2 separate regions of the Homo sapiens genome follow, and region 2 is linked to region 1. Evidence: read pairs that join two places in POLR2A ChIA-PET (ENCODE). Cell type or tissue: GM12878. All regions are shown on one strand. Links, peaks and the distances in the headings refer to the core of each region. The heading gives the core; the rest is flanking DNA. Region 1 overlaps ATP11A (ATPase phospholipid transporting 11A). Region 2 overlaps ATP11A (ATPase phospholipid transporting 11A).

Region 1 (7,726 bases), core at 1,873-4,372:
AAAAAATCAATAAAATCAATAAAACTTTAGCCAGGCTAAACAAGAGGAAAAGAAAAGAGACACAAATTCCAAACATCAGAAATAAAGGAGGGGCATCACTACTGGTAACATGGCTAATAAAAAGATTAAAAGGAATATCATGAACAGCCCTACACCCATAAACTTGGTAACTTAGATAACATTGGCCAGTTTCTTGAAAAACGCTATCTACCAAAACTCAAACAAGGAGAAATATAATCTGGGTGGGCCTACATCAATTAAAAGAAATGGAATCCGTAATTAATACTCTTCCAAAACGGAAAGCACAAGACTCAGATGTTTTCACTGGTGAATTCTACCAAACATTTAAGGAAAAAAAAAAAAATCAATTCTCTACAATCTCTTCCAGGTAATAGAAGCGGAAGGAACATTTTCTAATTCGTTCTATGAGGCCAGCATTACCCTAAAACCAAAACCAGAAAAAGATATTACCAGAAAGACGATATCACACACCAGTATTTCTCATGAACATAGAAGCAACGATTCTCAATAAAATATTAGCAAGTCCAATTCAACAATGTATAAAAAGAATTATACACCATGACCAAGTGGGTTTATCCTAGGTATGCAAGGCTGATCCAACATTTGAAAATCGACTAATATAACCCATATTTACAGGCTAAAAAAGAAAACTTACATGATTATATCAATAGGTGCAGAAAAAGAATTTGACAAAATTCACTACCCACTCATGTACTGCAGCAAACTAAAAACAGAGGGGAATTTCCTGAGCTTCATAAAGAGCATCTCCGAAAAGCCCTACAGCTGACGTCATACTTAATGGTGAAAAACGAGATGGTTTCACCCTAAGATTGGAAAAAAGGCAAGAAATCCCTTATCACTGTTCTTATTCAGCATTGTACTGGAAATCCTAGCTAATACAGTAAGAGTAGAAATGGGAATAAAAGGCCTACAGCTGACGTCATACTTAATGGTGAAAAACGAGATGATTTCACCCTAAGATTGGAAAAAAGGCAAGAAATCCCTTATCACTGTTCTTATTCAGCATTGTACTGGAAATCCTAGCTAATACAGTAAGAGTAGAAATGGGAATAAAAGGCCTACAGCTGACGTCATACTTAATGGTGAAAAACGAGATGATTTCACCCTAAGATTGGAAAAAAGGCAAGAAATCCCTTATCACTGTTCTTATGCAGCATTGTACTGGAAATCCTAGCTAATACAGTAAGAGTAGAAATGGGAATAAAAGTCCTACAGATTGGGAAGGAAGGAATAAGACTATCTTTGTTCACAAGTGATATGATTGTCCATGCAGAAAATCCCAAAGAACCAACAATAACAAAAAAACTTCTGGATGTTAGAGGCGATTATAGCATGGTTGCAGGATGCAAAAATTAATCGCTATCCTATATGCCAGCAATGAACAGTTGGAATTTGAAATTGAAAACAACACTATTTACATTTAACCCCCCCACCCACCAAATTACACAGGTATAAATCTAACAAGATATGTACAAGGTCTAGGTAAGGAAAACGACAAAACTGTAACGAAATCAAAGACTTAAATTAATGGAGAGATGTTCCATGTTCATGGATGGGAAAACTCCATGTTTTTAAGATGTCAGTTCTTCCCACTTTGACCTGTCCTAATCAAATTCCCAGCAAGTTAATTTCTAGATATCACCAAACTGATTCTGCATTTATATGGAAAGGCAAAAGACCCAGAATAGCCTCGCAGTATTGAACCAAGTTGGAGAACTGACACTAGCCCACTTTAGGACTTACTGTAAAACTACGGTAATCAAGACAGTGTGGTGTTGCTGAAAGAATAGAGAAATAGCGGCTGGGCGTGGCGGCTCACACCTGTCATCCCAGCACTTTGGGAGGCCGAGGCGGGCGGATCACGAGGTCAGGAGATTGAGACCAACCTGGCCAACACGATGAAACCCCATCTCTACTAAAAATACAAAAAAAATTAGCCGGGCGTGGTGGTGGGCGCCTGTAGTCCCAATTACTCAGGAGGCTGAGGCAGGAGAATGGCGCGAACCCAGGAGGCAGAGCTTGCGGTGAGCCGAGATCGCGCCACTGCACTCCAGCCTGGGCAACAGAGCGAGACTCCGTCTCACAAAAAAAAAAGAAAAGAATAGACAAATAGATCAATGAAACATCATAGAGAGCCTGGGAGTAGATCCACCCAGTAAATCCACCCAGATAGTCAACCCATTCACCCAGATAGTCAACCCATCTTTGACAAAGGAGCAAAGGCAATTCAGGGCAGACAGAAAAGCACTATTTCTTTTCAACAAATAGTGCTAGAAAAACTGGACATGCAAAAAAAAAAAAAAAAAAAAACCCAGCAACAGTGACTCTAGACAGTGATCACACACCGTTCAAGAAAATTAGCTCAAAGTGAGTCATAGACCTAAATGTAAAATGTATAATAATGAAACTTGTAGAAATGTAGGAGAAAGTCTAGGTGACCTTGGGTTTGGCAACAAGTTTTTGGATAACACCAAAAACACTGTTCATGAAAGGAAAATTGATAAGTTGGACTTCGTGAAGATTAAAAACTTGAGCTTTGCAAAATACAGTTAAGAGAATTAAAATATGAGCCACTGACTGGGAGAATAGATTTGCAAAACACACATCTGATAAAAACCTGGTATCAAACAACACATGGAAAATAAGGGTGTTTGGATGGGTAGGGCGGGATGACCTAGGGAGGACATGGAAAGTTAGTTTCTTTTTTAAAACTCCAGAGACTCTCTTCTGGAGCTCCCCTTGCCTTTTTTATTACAGTCAACCTGAGATGGGAACTGAAAATATGGCCGTAGTTGTCATGAACTGGGGGGAGCCACTACTCTGTTTTTACCCTCATTAAGGAACTTTATTGTGAAAGGTAAAATCACTTTGTAAATGTGAATTAGAATAGAAAATGGAAATTCCTTATATACTCTCTAAGCCACTGGAAACTTGAGGCAGAGAAGTTTTAAAAGACGCACATGGATTTCCTCTGAAATATTTGTAAACACCAAATTCAGAACATGTTGGTTAGTTTAGGACCATACCAGGCTTTAGTTGTTACATTGAATTGTAAATAACTTATATTCATGAGCCTGGAATTAAAGAAATTCTTGGTATGAGAATTTGACAACTACTTCTGGCTTCCAGGAGCCAGAACCCACCTTCGAATGGGATTTTGAAATAAGCCCCGTTGAAGAGACACACAGATGGCAGAGGCCGCAGCACAGGCTGTGAGACCTTCTTCAGGTTTCGGTAGACTGTCTTCATTACGGCGTAAAAACATGTCAGATGAAATTTCAGAAACTATTTCCAAACTCAGTGAAGGTTCGTGACATCTGGGACGTTGTTGTTTTCAACACAGAAGTTGAATGAAACTGCTACAGAAGCAAAATGAGAAGTGTGGAGAGGAGATGCTGTGGTGGCTGGGCATTCTCCCTCCTTCCCCTCCCTCCCCTCCTTCTCTCATTCCCCTCCTTCCCTCCCTGACCTCCTTCCCCTCCTTCTCTCATTCCCCTCCTTCCCTCCTTCCTCTCCCTCCCCTCCCTGCCTTACTTCCCCTCCCTCCCCTCCTTCCTCTCCTTCCCCTCCTCCTCCTTCCTCTCCTTCCCCTCCTTTTCCTCCTTGCTTCCCTTCCTTCCCTCATTCCCCTCCTTCCCTCCTTCACCTCCCTCCCCCCATCCCCTCTCTGCCCTCCTTCCCCTCCTTTTCCTCCTTTCTTCCCTTCCTTCCCTCATTCCCCTCATTCCCCTCCTTCCCTCCTTCACCTCCCTCCCTGCCATCCCCTCTCTGCCCTCCTTCCCTCCTTTTCCTCCTTCCCTCCTTCACCTCCCTCCCCCCATCCCCTCTCTGCCCTCCTTCCCCTCCTTTTCCTCCTTCACCTCCCTCCCCCCATCCCCTCTCTGCCCTCCTTCCCTCCTTCACCTCCCTCCCTGCCATCCCCTCTCTGCCCTCCTTCCCCTCCTTCCCTCCTTCACCTCCCTCCCCCCATCCCCTCTCTGCCCTCCTTCCCTCCTTCACCTCCCTCCCCCCATCCCCTCTCTGCCCTCCTTCCCCTCCTTTTCCTCCTTCCCTCCTTCACCTCCCTCCCCCCATCCCCTCTCTGCCCTCGTTCCCCTCCTTCCCTCCTTCACCTCCCTCCCCCCATCCCCTCTCTGCCCTCCTTCCCCTCCTTTTCCTCCTTCCCTCCTTCACCTCCCTCCCCCCCATCCCCTCTCTGCCCTCCTTCCCCTCCTTTTCCTGTCCTTCCCCCTGAGGCCTCAAAGCCCCTGTGCCTGAGCTGTGGACAAGAAACACGCCTGCCTCAGAAGCTGCCTGGAGCTGGGTGAAGGCTTCCATTCAGCTCGCTGTCATGCTCTCACTCAGAGGAGAGATCATGCAGAAATTACTGAAGTAAAATGCTAATGTGTTGAGTTAATGATCACAGGTTTACGTTTTATAAAAGACATCTTAATAATCAAACTATTGTTGAGCTACCTTGCGTTTTATCTTGAATTCTCTGGAGTTAGGTAATTTACATACGTGTTTCAGAGTACACACTTTGTTTAAGCTGTCTTAGCTGTCAACAAACACTCTAAATTATGAATTATGAGTTTTATATCTAAAGCTAAACATTTTGTACTGTAAAATCCAGTGCTACTTACTATGCCCTAGAGTAACACTACAAGAGTAAAATCTGATCTCAATGATGGATGTTTGTTTTTCTTTTATGCAGTACACATTTTGGAACTTTATACCCAAGAATTTATTTGAACAATTCAGAAGAGTAGCCAACTTTTATTTCCTTATCATATTTCTGGTGCAGGTAAGGCCGGTCATTGTTTTCCATCTCATCACATATAAATCTAAATAAGTGACATTTTATTCTCAGGTAACTGCCACACGGCTAATGAAAGAGCAAGGACATGGTGCCCCTCACCTATGATTAATTTATTTATTTTCTTAAGGAAGGGCAAAATGTCTTGGTTCTGTGAGATCCACACAAGCTAAACTACACACGACGCTACTTTGGGTTTAAGTTGGTGACAGCCTTTCCTGCCCCTTTCCTTCTAGTACCAGAGGGGAAATCAGAGCTTTGTCATCATTTGGACAAGTTCACTGCCAAGCTATGCATCGTTACACTTAATTTACTCTTCCTAAGTGTGTGTGGATGCTCTAAAGAAAATCCAGGCCGGGCACAGTGGCTCGCCTGTAATCCCAGCACTCTGGGAGGATCACGAGGTCCAGAGATAGGGACCATCCTGGCCAGCATGGCTAAACCCTGTCTCTACTAAAAATACAAAAATTAGCTGGGTGTGGTGGTGCACACCTGTAGTCCCAGCTACGCGGGAGGCTGAGGCAGGAGAATCACTTGATCCCAGGAGTGGGAGGTTGCAGTGAGCTGAGATCGTGCCACTACACTCCAGCCTGGCGACAGAGCGAGACTGTCTCAAAAAAAAAAAAAAAAAGAGAAAGAAAAAGAAAGAAAGAAAATCCAAAGACAGTACACATGAAAAGAGAGTTTAAAGGAAAGAAAAAAAAGAGTGAAAAAATATCTCGGGGTATGAGTTAGGGAGCAATGTGCCAAATGTGTTTTAAGAACAGCACTCTAATTTTTCTAAATCATACAAAATGCTACTGAAGGACTTTAAAAATTTTTCCAACATTAAATTATTCAAATCATGTAATTAAAATGTGACACTGAGGCCGTGGGGTGAATTAATACAAGGCGTGCCCCGACTTCAGACTGGGTCTGCCACTCTCGGTGGTTTCCTTGAGCATGTTCCTTAATTTAAAAAAGGTGCCCTCATTTTAACAGTCAGTGAAATAGGACGATTGACTTGCTATCTCCCGTGGTGGGCAGTCAGGTGCCAGCAAAGGTCTTTAAATAAGTCAAAGCGAATGGGAAGTGCTGGCTCAGGGCAAACTAACCTGCCTGAAGTCACTCATTTGTGTTTTTGAAGATGATTTTACAATTCTCTCTTTCTGCAGTTGATTATTGATACACCCACAAGTCCAGTGACAAGCGGACTTCCACTCTTCTTTGTCATTACTGTGACGGCTATCAAACAGGTAAGCATTTTACAGACGAAAAAGAAGCAATCGTCATCTTCACCATGTGAATTGCCTTTCATTCAAAGCGAGGTGATTGGTTTGTTGTAGCTAGTTCACAGAAAATTCAACCAAGTTCTAGAAATTCATTTTTATAACTGCGTTAGATTGATACTTGAAGCGAAATAAGAGATGTTATATAATTTAGTTGCTAGTCTGGCACCATGCGAGTTCGAGAAGAAATCTGTGGTTTTCACATCCCAAATCACCCAGAGATGATCTGATCAGATGAGTCACTTAACCTTTCTGTATCCTTGACTGTCTTGACCACCACAGAACATGCTGTTTATGGACTCCAGCAAATGGGATGCTGTTTTTTGTTTGTTTGTTTTTGGTTTTGCTTTTTTTTTTCATAGCCCCAGTAAATAAGGCCAGTGACTAACATGGAGAAGAATACATCTCAGTTTTACTCTCTACGTATCCATTTTATCACCCCCAGATTCCCTGTACACGTGTTCAGTCCCTCCCCATTTTCTCCTCCCCGTCCCTGGCAAAGACTCATGTTTCTGTCACCGTAGAGTCGCCTATTCTAAACATTTCGTACTCACGGCTCATAGGCGGTGTTTTGTGACTGGCTCTTTCACTCAGCATGATGTTTTCAAGGTTTCTCTGCATCTGAGCAGGCGTCAGCGCTTCATTCCGTCTGATGAATGAGTCACGGTCCCCTGCACATACCTGGCATTTTGTGTATCACGCGTCCTCTGTGGATGGACATTTGGGGTGTTTCCACTCTTTGGCTGTTCTGAATAATGCTGCTGAGAACATTTGTGTTTCACACCCACCAGATTGGCTTTCAGATGTGAAAGGCTGGAGAGGGCATGGCGAGGGAGGCACCACGGGCCGCCGGCAGGAGCGTGGCGGAGCCACCAAGCACAGCAGTTGGCAACATCTGACACAGGCAGAGATGGGGACACACAGGGTCCAGTGCAGATGATAAACATGCAGCTGTGCAGTCAGTACATGGGGCCTGTGTGTCTTCACTAGGCCAGAGCCGGCCGTGCCTACCGGGATACGTGAACTAGGATATTCATGGTGGCTGTCATTGATTAGCAAAGGACTCGGGCAACCTGGTGTCCCTCCGTAAGGAAATGGACAGCTCCGCCGCGGTGCATGGCAGAACACAGCACAGTAACGAAACGAACTGTGCTGCCTGGAGAACAGAACATGAGGGAGACTCACGCTTCCCAAGGACGCGCTGCCTGTGACTCAGGCAGTTTAACTCCTACCTGGGATAAGGCCTCACTTCATGTCGGTGGCAGGCTCTTGCAAACTTCAACTTTAAGCAAAACGATGGGTTTTCTCATCAACTTCACAAGGAAATGGTGCTGAAGGAAACGATGTTACTCGGGGACCTGCCATGTGTCCTCGGGCCCAAAGTCACAGTTTCCAGGAACCCATCGTGGAGATTAGGTGAGGGCGTCCCGTGCTATCTGTGATACATCTGTGTGGTAGGAGCAGAGGCTGCAGACAGGAAGGAGACCCCTGAGCCTCTCAAGGGGAGCAGAGAGAAGGGGCGCGGGGGTGCAGAACAAGGGGCTGAGGCTCTATGGCTCTGTTCTTTCCAGCCTGGCCCCAGGAGGCAGGCGTAGCACTGTTCTTCAGCGTCCTCTTCTCT
Region 2 (7,726 bases), core at 2,813-5,312, 70 kb before region 1:
TTATGACAGGCCACCTCGTTAACGATTGGATGTTGTTTTTATCACTCTTTACTACGTTTGCTTTCCCACCCCTGCTGTTTCCATGGGTTTATCCGACTCTGCCCACTGAGGCAGCACAGTCCCCTCGCCTTAGCATTGCGGGCCCAGAGTATCTAACGCGTCCGAGTGCGAACAGTGTCAGAAGGCACTGAGGCAGCGCGGTTCCCACCTCGGCATTGCAGGCCCAGAGTATCTAACGCGTCTGCGTGTGAACAGTGTCGGAAGGCACTGAGGCAGCGCAGTCCCCACCTTGGCATTGCAGGCCCGGAGTGTCTTACTCATCCGAGTGTGAACAATGTTGGAAGGCACTGAGGCAGCACAGTCCCCCCACCTCGGCATTGCGGACCTGGAGCATGTAACACGTCTGAGTGTGAACAGCGTCAGAAGGCACTGCCGCAGCGCTCCTGCTATTTTTAGCGTCCTGCTATCTTTAGCTGATAGAGTCAGGCCACGGTGAGGCCAGCAGGCCGCTGAATCTCACGGAGGCTTCAGAAGTTGTGATGCTGGCCCCTCAGCTTGCGGGAACTCTTCGAGGAAAAAAACGCGCAAACTGTTAATGTTGTCAGTGATTAATCTGATTGAAGCAAACGGGGAATGGTTGTTACTTTTAAATGGCTCCTGACAATGGTTTGGCCAGGGCTTAGATGTAACAGTAGTACTTACTTCTTCAATAGCCAAAGCTTGAACTTAGGAAAATGGGCAGCATAATTTTTAGTTACAGATTTGGGAGCTGGAAGGGTGCAGAGTCTCATCTCTGTGTCCATGCTAAGTGCAGCTTCTCATGATGGTGGAGGACGAGTTTCTTCATGGGAAATAAAAGAGCCCGTGGGAACCCTTCGCAGCGGCCCACATAGACCACGGACCACATGGGAGCCGTGGGGCTGGTGACCTGGAAGGGGGCATCCTGCAGTCACATGGCAAGGGCGACCTCGGAGGAGTCCAATCTGCCAGGACATGGGCAGCCGCAGAGCTTCTGTACCGGAGGCGATGCTGTTATCTTTATTTGTGTGGATCTGTGATTCATGTGGATCTGTGAAGCCTCATGGAGGCCGGAGGACGGGCATTGATGAGGGAAGGTGAGGCTGGCAAATTCCTGGCATGGAACAGTTTGTTCTCAAAGAGCCAGCTGAGCCCACAGCAGTTTTGTAATCTGGAACCTCGTGGCTGGCGTGTGATGTGATGAACTCCCCTGCTGATGCGTGAATAACTCCTGACACATCCCTGTTCTCTAGTAACACGGTGCTAGGCATGGGACACACAGCCGCTTCCCAGGAAACTCCACAGCGTGAGCACCGGGTGCCTGCGCAGGTGCGGGAGGATGGGGCTCCCGTGCGGAGTCTGCGCAGGGCCTCCTGGTGAAATTGCGCCCTTCTGGACACACTGCTGGGTCCATCACATGAGCCTACCATGGCAGATCATATATTTGTAAATGAACCTTAAAAGGTGAGGTTTTTAGGCTTTCAGATATTTGGGGGGAAAGGGTAGAAAACTGCCCCCAGGAGGCCTGAATGAATCAAGTCGTGCTGCAGAGCAGGGAGGATTTTCGGAATTAGATGCCGCTGTGACGGCAGCAGGTCGGTGGCAGGGTGGGAGGAAGTGTGTCTTCGGGCAGCACTTTCTCATGGGACAGGTGTTCTTTCCGTAGACAGTCTATTTATTTATTTATTTTTTGAGACGGAGTCTTGCTAAGTTACCCAGGCTGGAGTGCTGTGGCGCGATCTCTGCTCATTTGAACCTCTGCCTCCTGGGCTCAAGTGATTCTCCTGCCTCAGCCTCCTGAGTAGCTGGGATTACAGGTGCCCACACCACGCCCAGATAATTTTTGTATTTGTAGTAGAGACAGGGTTTCACCATGTTGGCCAGGCTGGTCTGGAACTCCTGACCTCCAGTGATCCACCCTCCTCAGCCTCCAAAATGCTCCAGTGATCCGCCTGCCTTAGCCTCCCAAAGTGCTGGGATTACAGGCATGAGCTACTGTGTCCGGCCTCCTATACAGTCTTTCTTAGATAAAACAGGAAGGGTTAGCTTTATTACTAAAGAAAACAGATTAGCTTTATTACTAAAGAAAACAGAAATGCCATCTAAGCAGAAATAGAAACTAAGTATCAGAACTCCCTTGATGACTGCGCCACACACTTCATTCCCACTCCATTCCCAGCCAGGAGTCCACAGCCCAAGTCTCATTCCAGCCAGCTGAGGTTCTGTAGTTGATAATCAATTGCACGGCACTCACTAGTTTTCTGTTTTATTTATGAGTAAAGTTTTAAGTGTGACGATGTAAGTGAAAATTCAAGAGTGGGAACTGGATGTGAATCAACTCATTGCCTATCGATGGCCCAGCAGGTACTGCTGTCCCCAAGGAAGGTGCGGGAGGAGACAGTAGGTGTCACTTATGTTCATGGCTGTCCCACGAGGCCTGTCACGTCCTATCCTATGAGATCCATCACATCTTATCCTGTGAGACTTACAACAACCTATGCTACGAACATATCACATCCTATCCTTCAAAAAATATCCCATCTTGCCCTACAAGCCTCTAGGAGCAGGTGCAGAAGTGCACGTGAGGAAGGGAGCAGTGGCCTGAGGGGTGCATGGGACAGTGGCAGTCCCAGCAGTGTGTGGGGTAAACCTACTAGATGGTGGAGAAATGGGGGCGGGGGGGGGCAGGTGGCCCATGTTCCGGTGTGGGAAGGCATAGCGTGCGGGCACTGGCCTCCCCAGGTGAGACAGTGGCCCGCAGCGGCATCCTGTGCATACCTGCACCTACGGTGTTGTGCAGTGAGTAAAAGGCTCCGGCATGAGTTCGGTCCTGTCGGGAAGTTGGTTGGGAGTTTTAGGGACGTGGCAATAACTGCGTCCCAAGCAGCTCCTCCATTCAGGGCCCGTGACGGTCTGGAGTCGGAGGAGCCACAGACCACCTTCTGGTTCCTCCATTGCACTCAGGTGGGCAACTTTAAACGTTTCTAAGTTAAAACAAAGTCTAACTTACTGTAGAATAGAATGAAAACTTGGCATAAAAATGTAAGAATATATACAAAAACTAAAAGAAATAATGTGTTGTAGTGGGTGATTAGAGGTCCTGGGCCAGTGAGTCTCTCTCTCCCCATCCTCTTCTTTCCTACTCCCTGCTTCCCTCTCTCTCCAGCTGTGTCTCTCTCCATCTCTCTCTCTCCAGCTCTGTCTCTCTCCAGCTCCATCTCTCTCCAGCTCCATCTCTCTCCAGCTGCATCTCTCTGCATTTTCTCTTCTGGCCTTTGTGGTTAAACTTGAGAATAAAAATAAAAGCACTTACAAATTTATTTTATGACCATATCTGCCTCTAGTTTGTTTGTTTGTTTATTTATTTTGAGACAGAGTCTCGCTTTGTTGCCCAGGCCGGAGTGGAGTGGTGCGATCTCGGCTCACTGCAACCTCCCCCTCCCAGGTTCAAGCGATTCTTACGCCTCATCCTCCCGAGTATCTGGGACTGCAGGCGCACGCCACCATGCCTGGCTAGTTTTTATATTTTTTTGTCGAGATGGGGTTTCGCCATGTTGGCCAGGCTGGTCTTGAACTCCCGACCTCAGGTGATTCACCTGCCTCGGCCTCCCAAGGTGCTGTGATTACAGGTGTGAGTCACTGCACCTGGCCTCTGCCTCTAGTTTAATTAGTGCTTATGTTTTATTTAGGTGGCAGGTGTTGAATTACAGTTTTGATTAAAACCCTTCTATTTTAGAGTTGGAGCAATAGACACAGGTTTACAAGTTATTTATATAAAGATTTCTGTACATGTTTTTGTTCTAAAAATACATTTCATTGTTAAATTGGGCATTAGAAGCACAATGATACATTTCTTAAAGAACTAATTATACAGGCAAACACTATTAATATTTAACAAGGCATCTGTTTTTCTCCTTGTCCATGCGCTTCCCCACAAAAGCAGAGAGGGGAAGCTGAATATGGCTTGGGGGCACACGGCGCGGGGCACAGCATCTCCACTTTACTTAAAGATGAGCAGTGGGTGGAGGATTCAGGCGCACTGAGCATGCAGGGCACTCACAGGATCCTGCTGTGCAGATGCAGGATCCGCAGTGGGGACAGGATGGATAGGACTGTAGAGCTTGTTTGATGCAGAGATTCTAGGCAGGAATGTGAAAGCCTCAGGTGTTAAGTTTCACTGTTTTTACTAACACTGGATATTAACAATTTAAAACACCTTTGACATATTTTCATTTGTATTTCATGTCTTGATGGTTAAGAGTTGAGCTGTTGAGCCTAGTTCTATTGTTGACTGGCTTTCTGCTGAAAAGCTAACAGGTTAAATGGTTTGTTAAATCCAGAACCTTCGAGGTAGGCCCACATTATCACATTAAACTCACAAGTGTGGATCACAAGTGAAGGAGTATTGCACAGAATGTTTTTTCCTTTCCTTATAAAATGCATTAGTCTATGCAAATACAACTTTAGGGGAAAAATAATATATTTAAAATATATTAAGTTTATCCTATATTTATATATTTTGGTTTCTGTTTTGTCTAAGAGCTCCAGAAATTCCTTGCTGACATTGTCCAAGTCAGTGGACAGCCAAATCTCATTTTTCTGACTCAATTCTGTGATTCTTATCTTCAGAGCTGCTTGGATTATTTAGCAGTGGTTCTCTCTTTCCTTTTCTTTCCAATCTTAAATTAGCAGTTCTATGTTTCACTGATCGGTCATTTGTCAAACAAATACTCATTGAGTTTCTATTAATACCATTACACCAGGCTTTTGTGTTACTTAGTTATCGAGAAAATGATTTCATCCGGGTTAATGAGCTAAAATGGCACAGTAGACAGTGAGCCACCAGGAGAGTGAGTGCTCCTGGGCTTCACTAACTGTGCTGCTTCCAGCTGATAATGAGGTTTTGTTTGAGAAACTAAGCCCTCTGGACGTGGCCTCCCAGCAGGATGGACATGCGAGCTCAGCTGTTCCCCTGCTTGGCTTTTAATTGGTGCTGGGATGAGGCAGGTGCAGGGGGCGGGGGTGAGGGGCAGGGAAAGAACCTTGAAATACTTGAGAAAAGGGCCTTTCCTGCAACTTGGTTAAGAAACCGTTGCAAGCACAATAATATTGGGCTGAAAGAGGTTGGTCTTCATGGAATTTTAGTAACCCAAAGTTTAAGACAGGAGTGAAATTTCTTGTCTTTATTTCTAATTTGCAAACTGGAAAAGTGAGTCTGGGCAGAAATTGGGTTTCTAGTGCCTGTCAGTGACCTCAGCCATCAACCGCCGAGGAACTGCAGGCTGCCCGGAGAGTCAAACCCTGACTGTATCGGACTCAAAAAATAAATATCAGTGACAAATGCAGACTTCGAAAATGTGACCCAATGCTTTCACACTCCTGTACTTTTCATAAATTAGTGGTTTTCAAAGTGGATAGCAATATGAATATTTCTCTTTTTCAGTGATACTGTTTTTCTCGACACCACAAAACTATCCTATACCCTGTACTTGGCTCACCTGCCCTCATAGCCGCACTTGGGGGGGATCACTATGGTGCCTGGTGGGGTGGCAGGTGCCTCCTCCTGAGGCAGCAACCCCAAAAGGTAAGCATGGTTCTGCCCACGCCCCCATTTCCAGCAGGCCTTGTCAGCGGTAGGACCATGAATACCGACTGGTGAGGGGGAGTGCCAGGAGACAGAGAAGACGGCTGCCCACTGGGGCTTCTAGTCTCCCTTCCAGGAAGGATTTGAAGTAGCTGACACAATTAAACACAACATAAAAGAGGACTTTTTTTAAAAAAAGAAAAAAGCTGAGAAAAATGTTAGCAGACGTCTGGGATGGATTTAGCTGTGCATTTTCTGGCAGTGAAGGTAAAAAAGGAAATCTCCATCTGGGTCTAATAAAAGGCACTCCATAGATACACTGGGGAAAATAAACTTTTTCATTCAAGGGAGAATTAATTATAGAAGGACACTGGGAAATCTAAATACCATAAACGGGTTTTGCTAACGTTTCAAGAATGTTGAGATTGAGTTTTTTTCCGTTAAATAAAAAGTTGATTTCTTTGAGTGCCCCGAAAGCCGGGCATTGCATGGCAGCCCAGCGATATAGCCTTCCGCGTGGCTGATGGAGGCTGTTTCCAATTGCCTGAGCTCACACAAGGGCAGGAATTACAGAACCCACAGCCGTGATTTCTACGGGTTTGTCAACAGAACTCCTTCTCAAAGCATTTTATTTGTATAAATTTATAAATTCCAAGTCTTAACATTACTTAGTATGAATTCAGTGAAAAAGTAAGACTTTAGTGAACACAAAATCTGAAGCGAGAGGTTGTGATGCTTGCTGGAGTCAATCTGTTCATTTCCAGGTTCTGTTTTGGTTGCATTGTGTAGAGGAAACCTTCACTCGCGCAGATAAGAAGTGCTAAGTGGTCACAGGGCTTAGAATCCTGCACCGTGCATCCTCAAATAGCTCCAGAACCTTGACAGAGGCATTACAGAGTTGAACTCACCAGCCATTGCGTGATTCACCTAACATCGCTTACATTTCTCAGTGTAAAGTTAAGCAGCGCACCAAACCTTTCAGCAGTCGCTAAGTTGGGCTCAGCACTAAGGAGCACCTGACTTTTCCGAGGTGCATCCATAAGTCCCATGGTCCGTGTGCTCCTCCATGCCTCCGTGTGCGCATGCTCTGCTGCCGGGCCACCTCCCGCACCTCCGTCTGCACATGCCCAGAGCCTATGCAGAGCCTCCGTATGCGCATGCTCAGAGCAGGTGCAGGGCCTCCTCCCGTGCCTTTGTGTTCGCGTGCCCAGAGCAGGTGCAGAGTCCCTTTGACCTTGCTTAAGGAGCGCACAGGTGTGGACCATGGTGCCAGGATGCGGGTTGTGAGGGTAGCATGGACAGAGGGTGAGAACTCGAGCCCTGATCCAACCACACTGTTTGAACTTGACCCTATCACTTAGCACATGTTTTAACTTTGGCACGTTATCTATTTTTTCTTAGCTTCAGTTTGCTTGTCTCTAAAACGGGGATTATATGGCACCTTCATGGGAGTTGCATGATGATCAATAAGAAACCCATATAGAGCTGCTAAATAGTGTCTGACACATAGGAACACACACAAAAAATCAGCTAACTTTATAGGAAAAGATGTTATCACTGTGTTTTCTGGGGTGGCCTGGAGCTTTCCTCCTGCGGTAGCATCTCAGCAACGAAGCGTTATCTTACATGTGCTTCACGTTCTACAATATAAGGGGGCCTGAGCCACTGATGCTGTTCAGCCAGGAGCACCAGGCAGGTGAAAGAGAAGAGAGCTGCTGATGAGAAGTCCTGATCTTTCTCCTCCCAGTTAAATTAAAATGTGTGTTGTTTCCAGCATGCCAGAATTATATTTATAATACAATTGAGTGTGCAGGTTTTCTATATTGAGTACATTTTGGAAATCTGTCCCCTAGTGGCATGCATCTAATGCACTGTCCATTTTAGGCAGAGATGACAACAAACAAATATATTACTAAACTTACATTGAGACTAAAATTAAAATTAAACTAGATTTAAATTAAAAACTTTTGTGCTTCAAAGGACGCCATTATGAAATTGAAAAGAAAATCCACAGGACGGGAGAGAGGATTGGCAGAGCGCAGGTCTGGTCAGGGATTTGTATCCAGGGCAGCGTTGGAAGGCTGTGGAGCTGTGGGAACCCATATGTGCCTCTGGTGGGAGCAT

What was found. Peaks named below come from ENCODE experiments on the same cell type or tissue, not always from the same donor. Only the 100,000 strongest peaks of a DNase experiment are listed, where the experiment ranks them.
Region 2: POLR2A ChIA-PET joins it to region 1 with 5 read pairs; 2 of 35 experiments call an interaction of 5 or more read pairs at or near these places.

The regions. Positions count from the first base shown.
Region 1 is chr13:112,800,222-112,807,947 of GRCh38, forward strand. ATP11A (ATPase phospholipid transporting 11A) reads left to right here. Exons shown (of 30, transcript NM_015205.3): 3 at 4,736-4,825; 4 at 5,992-6,072. Among named protein-coding and RNA genes, the nearest start is that of ATP11A-AS1, 49 kb to the left of the region's middle. RefSeq lists enhancers at 2,108-2,357, 3,184-3,423, 6,413-7,094. In GM12878, for the core only: no CTCF peak of the experiment used is centred there; DNase peaks (open chromatin) are centred at 2,290, 2,730 and 3,360; H3K4me3 peaks cover 1,521 bases; H3K27ac peaks cover 2,012 bases.
Region 2 is chr13:112,729,244-112,736,969 of GRCh38, forward strand. All of the region lies in intron 1 of ATP11A (ATPase phospholipid transporting 11A), which reads left to right. Among named protein-coding and RNA genes, the nearest start is that of ATP11A-AS1, 22 kb to the right of the region's middle. RefSeq lists enhancers at 1-415, 2,017-2,816, 3,618-4,416, 4,621-5,354, 5,355-6,087 and 2 more. In GM12878, for the core only: no CTCF peak of the experiment used is centred there; no DNase peak of the experiment used is centred there.